Regions from separate parts of the Homo sapiens genome. Here region 1 is linked to region 2. Evidence: chromatin contacts called from ENCODE Hi-C or POLR2A ChIA-PET data. All regions are on one chromosome and are shown on one strand. The core of a region is the stretch at or near the end of the contact, and the rest is flanking DNA. Distances in the headings are between cores, read along the strand shown. Region 1 overlaps TUB-AS1 (TUB antisense RNA 1). Region 2 overlaps LOC283299 (a long non-coding RNA gene).

Evidence for each region. A loop is a pair of places that touch in the nucleus more often than their neighbours do. ChIA-PET counts read pairs that join two places held with the same protein, here RNA polymerase II (POLR2A). Pooled maps may share reads with other maps.
Region 1: a loop to region 2 is called in a map of endothelial cell of umbilical vein, with 3 times the contacts of the local background. The contact joins two enhancer-like sites. A Hi-C loop is called at or near these places in 3 of 168 maps with a recorded cell type or tissue (aorta, endothelial cell of umbilical vein and posterior cingulate gyrus), 2 of 37 single-sample maps with no recorded cell type and 7 of 50 pooled maps. POLR2A ChIA-PET finds 5 or more read pairs at or near these places in 1 of 52 experiments (H1).

Annotation. Positions count from the first base shown.
Region 1 is chr11:8,067,754-8,070,453 of GRCh38, forward strand. It overlaps TUB-AS1 (TUB antisense RNA 1), which reads left to right. Exons shown (of 3, transcript NR_120538.1): 3 at 1-1,620. It also overlaps a transcript of TUB not described here. Among named protein-coding and RNA genes, the nearest start is that of TUB-AS1, 9.1 kb to the left of the region's middle. Within about 2 kb of position 1,303, at least 18 of the 41 ENCODE cell types and tissues checked have a DNase peak (open chromatin) inside an H3K27ac peak, as active enhancers do.
Region 2 is chr11:7,890,828-7,893,553 of GRCh38, forward strand. The region is part of intron 1 of LOC283299 (a long non-coding RNA gene); the gene reads right to left. Among named protein-coding and RNA genes, the nearest start is that of OR10A6, 39 kb to the right of the region's middle. Within about 2 kb of position 1,429, at least 3 of the 41 ENCODE cell types and tissues checked have a DNase peak (open chromatin) inside an H3K27ac peak, as active enhancers do.

The DNA of each region.
Region 1 (2,700 bases), core at 53-2,552, 180 kb after region 2:
AGCCTCTGCCTCAGCCTCCTCCCGGGCTCAGGATTCCCTGAATTTCCCTCTCCTCACACATCCTGTCTCTAAGCTCCAGATGCGCTTTTCCAGTCACTTGCAATGGGGTGACCTGCAGACGCTCAAACCTGGCACATCTGAATAGTAACTCACAATGCCCAACCCCTTCTCAAACCTGCTATTCCCACTGGGTTCCCTGAGGAGCCACTGTCCAGACCCCTCTTCCTCCAACATGCAGCTCTTCTATCGCCATCGCCACCATGAATAGAGCACTTAGTGCAGGCACCATGCTAAAAGCTTTTATTTATTAAATCATGGAATCCCCTGACGTCCCTAAAAACCATTCCACTTGTTTGCAGATAAGAAAACCGAGGCGGAAATCGTTAAACAGCCTTAGGTTACACAGTTAGGCAGAGCCCGGACAAAGAGCCCAGGCTGTCTGGCCTCAGTTGTGCTTTTCCTGCCGCTGTGCTGTCCTGCCTCGGGTCCCATGGGCTTGCCTCAGCTGTACCACTGACCTCAGGCCCCTCCTGGGCCGCATCTAGCTCTGCCCTGGGCTATTGAAGAGCCTGCTCACTGGTATCTCTAATTCCCTCTGGCTTCACCACAGACCCTGCTGCCAGGGCTGCCTATGATCCCCTCCCTTACAGGCGGGATCACTTCCCCAGCACCACCACACCCCTGCACCCCTGCAATTTTCCATTGTTTACAGGCAGCCTGGCCCTGTTCCAGACCAACTTCCCCAGTCCCATATAACCTCTCCAAGACCCTTCTTCTCCCTACTCATTCCCCACGTGTTACAGCCAGGCAGGCCGTCCACCCCAATGCTTTCCTAACTCCCGTGGCTTCCTCACCCCGTCTACCTTTACTGAGCTCTGTATCCTTTAATACCCAGCCTCAAAGGCCGTCTCTGCTGCAAAGCCCTGCCTGGTTCCCTGTCAGACTCCTCTGGCTCTCTCTGCTGTGCCCCCACGGGTCTTCACCTCTGGCTGGGTTGACTTCATACCACCTGGGATTATTGTTTGTTATCTGTGTCCATCTGTGTCCTCCAGTAACCCATGATCTTCACAGGCCAGTGCCCTGTGTTAGTCATCTCTGGGTCCCCGTGACTGACGGGGCTGGGTGCAGTGCGAGCCTCAGTACTGAAATGAACAGGGCCGGCCTACGAGGTCACTCCGCGATTTGGGGCAGGAAAGATCTGAGTTTCTTTCTGCACTCCCGTCGAGTCCTGCTGTAGAAACCACAAATGGGGAATGATCGTTGAATCCCAGAAGACTGAGCAGGAAGGGCCGCTGCAGGTCATCTGTGTTAATTCTTTATCTTTGAAATGTTGGAGTGAGGCCCAGAAATGAGAAAGACCTAGCCCACGATCACTCCACAGGGAGGAGTTGTGGTTGGAATTCAGACCCCTGGCTTCTAGCCCAGTGTGCTTTCTGCTTTGCTGAACCATTCCATCTTTGCTTTTTCTCTACACAAACCACCTACTACAATAACAACAATTGCTTATGCTGAAAATCAGCCCAGTCTCATAGCTCTGGAACCTCTCTTTGTCCCCTTCCAGATAACCACAGGACACTTTATTTTACACTTTTGTCATAATGATTTTACACTCTCATTTTTAAATTTAGTATTCTTTGTATTCTTTCGGGGGGGGGGGGTAATTAACCCTAAATTCTTGTAGAGAAATTAAGTTCTTAGAGTAGATTTCTGGGTTGCTTGTTTTCTTCCATTGACGTTTCACATGACATTCCTGTCCACCGTCACACTGCTTCAGTTGTTGCAGATGTGTATTTTCCTATCTAATGGGATTGGTGCTCCTCTCATTAGCCGTCATCAGAAATGTCTTTTATTTTCCTATCTAATGGGATTGGCGCTCCTCTCATTAGCCGTCATCGGAAATGTCTTTGCTTTTCTTACCTGTTTTGTTTGTTTTTGTTTTTTGCTGTTGTTTTTTTTTCCTTCCAGATAATCTATACCTGGGTTATCTAGAGGAATTAGGGGCAGACGAGTAGCTTATCCCAGTCTGCCCTAATCATGGGCATCCACACAGGTCAGCTGAATTGGCCACTCTTAATTCATGGCTCTGAAAATGGTAAAAACGGCCATTGATTGAGAGAAACAGGCAAAAAAGAGAGTAGTGGGGGCACCAATGCCCTGACTACCCCAAACTCTCACTGCTGCCCACTAATCTGCCATCCTGGGATGTGGGGCAGGATGGCCGCACCGTGTGGGCATGCTCTCACGGGAAAATGGAGGTGGTGTTGCTGATCGACACTAGCCAGCGAGGCAACATGGCCACACTGGCTTTCTTATCACAGAGCCCACGTTCACAAACCATCTTGGGGCTCGCCCTCCTTTCCTTAAATCATCACCACAGGGAAGCATAAAAAAATCTCTGTACATTATCAAGTTTCAGAATCCCCTTGGAATTTTGCTTTGAACTAAATGAAGTCTCATTTAGGAAGAATGACTGTCTTTAAAACAGTCTTCCTATCATATAGAAATACATTAGGAATCTCCATTTCTTCAAGTTCTTTTTATAAATCTCAGTTGCATTTTATAATCTTCTTTATATGAATCACAAATCAGTCTCATTGGTATTATTTTAAAACTTTTCATATGTAGTCTTGTACCACTGTAAATGAGATCTTTTTCATTCTCATTTTGCAAATGATAATTTTTTTATAGAAATGTTCTTGG
Region 2 (2,726 bases), core at 179-2,678:
CTGTATTTGCCCTGAGTAAGTGCTCCCACAGGATCTGCACACTATCGCTAATTTCAGTAAATGTTTTCACGGTCTTGGCTGTAGAGTTAATGCCTAACAAGTTCCAGAGGAACCAATTTCCTGCTGGAGGAAACTTCCTTACCAAGTTTCCTAATTATTCCCAGTCATTGCCCTGTAGAATCCAACTGGCCAGGGGAGGCTGTTAATAGGCCACAGGTGACAGCTACAGTTAGGTTACCAAGGAAACAGATCAACCATGCAGAGAGCGATGTTTGACACAAGGAGACCAGGGACCCGTAAATACATGTATTTCCTGCTGCCTCTTGTTTCCTGAGGTGGGGGGAATCAGGACATACATCCTTCCTCTCAAAGTCATTGAGAAATTGACTATAGTGAATTCTCCCAGCCAACATTCTGAAACTTTTTGGTCTCAAGACTCCTTTATACTTCTAAAATTTCTAGAAAACCCCAAAGAGTTTTTGTTTATGAAGATTATAGCAATTCATATTTACTATATTCAATATTAAAACTAAGACATTTAAAAACATTTATTTAACTCATTCAAAAATAATAATAACTCCGTTACATGTTGACAGAAATAACAATTTTGATCAAAGATATTTAAAAGGATGTTATTGTTTTACATTTTTGCAAATCTCTTTAATATCTGGCTTAGAACACAGCTGAATTCTGTTTCTGCATTCAATCTGTTGTGATATAATGCATCATGTAGCTTCTGGAAGACTACTGTACATTCTTGGGCAAATGAGAGATAAAAGGCAAATAATATTTTTAAATTACTATGAAAATAATTTTGATCTCACAGTACTCATAAAAGTGTCTCAGGGTCTCCCAGAGGCCCCAAAACCAACTCTCAGGACAACTATTCTAAACAAAACCGCACTAAAAGATGGTCATTGAATAGCTTTATCTGAATGAAACACAAAGCAAAGCAATAGACCAAGAGACAAGTTTACAATTATGAAAGTGGGAGCATCTGTGCTCTGCTCTTCATATTTCTGCTACTTTCGGCCATCCTGACCTACAAGGACTTCCAGCCTCTTGTCCAGACATCCTTATAATGACATCTGGCCCTAACACCAAAAATAGATTTACTACAATTTTCTTTTGAAACAGTGACTTGAAATTCTATAAACTACCAAGTATCAGCAGTCCATAGAGTTTTTTAGCAAAGGCTACAATGTTAGCAAAAAGCAGGTAATATTTGGCAACAATAATCACAGAGACTGAACAAATTTTCATTCGTAATAAACGCCTGATTTTCCCCACCTTTATAAAGGCCTGTCTGAGAAGCCAAAAGATAGGGGAAACACGAACTTTCTAAAAAGAATTGCCCTTATGTACTTCCCAGAAGTGGTTGTATCTTATGCCCAAATTGCATACGCTGATGGGATGGATTCTTTGGATGCCAAAAGAGTTGCACAAGGACACGTGATGATCTCAGGCAGTGTGTCAGACCTCCAAGAACATCCAGTATTGATTTGAACAACTCTGCCCACAATCTCTGCTTAAGACCTATTATTCCAGGCATACAGTCTACCCAATCTGGCCACCTCTGTAAGGCTGTTTGAGCCTGAGCTACATATTGGAGACAAGATCTTAGTGCACAGTCACTAACGCAATGCCTGGGGCACTTAAGCCCAACATGGGGGTACTTTCAGTTCCTGTTCTTTTATCACATGAGAGACAGTAGAATACACCTACTAGTCAAAAGCACAAACTCTGAAGTCCAAGAAATCTGTGTTCTAGTCCTACCCTGTCACAAAATAATTTTGAATATTTGGACAAATTATTTAGTATCTTTCAGCTCCTTTGTCAAATGGTATTGTTGTGAAGATTAAATGAGTTCATACACGTAAGGGACTTAGTAAGGTATAGAGTATTCAATAAATACTGGCTATTTTTTTAAGGGACGGGGTCTCCCTATGTTGCCCAAGCTGGTCTGGAACTCCTGGGCTCAAGAGATCCTCCTGCCTCAACCTCCAAAAGTGCTGGGATCATAGGCATGAGCCACCATGCCTATAGAGATAAATGTTGGTAAACCATAAGCAAGTTTAATTCCCTGGACTTTCAGCCGTGAGAGTATAGCAATTACACACTGTAGCCATTAGATGGCAGTAAGAATTTAGTCTATCTTTTGGCATAAAGCGCCAACTATTTCCTGGAGTTTTTATTCATCTAGGGCTTGGAGGCTTCACCCTCAAGCTTCTTCTTAGATCCACTTCCTTTGTCCTTGCTACCCTGTCCCCTGGTCTCTTAATTTGAACTGCTTGGTCTCTGGAAGCCCTGTAACATCATGGGTCTCTACTCTTCCCTCTGGTTTGCACATACTACATCCATTTGTGTCTGTCTCTTCCTCAGATACAAACCACATCAGCACAGGGCCTGTGCCACACTGATTCAATCTCTCTCCTCTATTGGATTTTTTTCATGGGACTTCAAACATTCTGCAATCTCTCCAGCTTAAGAAGATCCTCCCTGGATCAGGCAGCCCTCTCTAGGTATTGCTTTCTAACTCTGTCCCCACAATTCAGACCTCCGTTTTGAGCCTGACCTATATACCCCAGCTATCTATTTGACTGATTTCATGCAGGCATCTGACACCTTAGTCATTCAAAACTGGATTTCACCCCCAAAAGCCCTCTCTTCCAGCAATCCATATCTCAACAAATGGAACCCCCATCCACTCTCTCCTCCAACCAGAA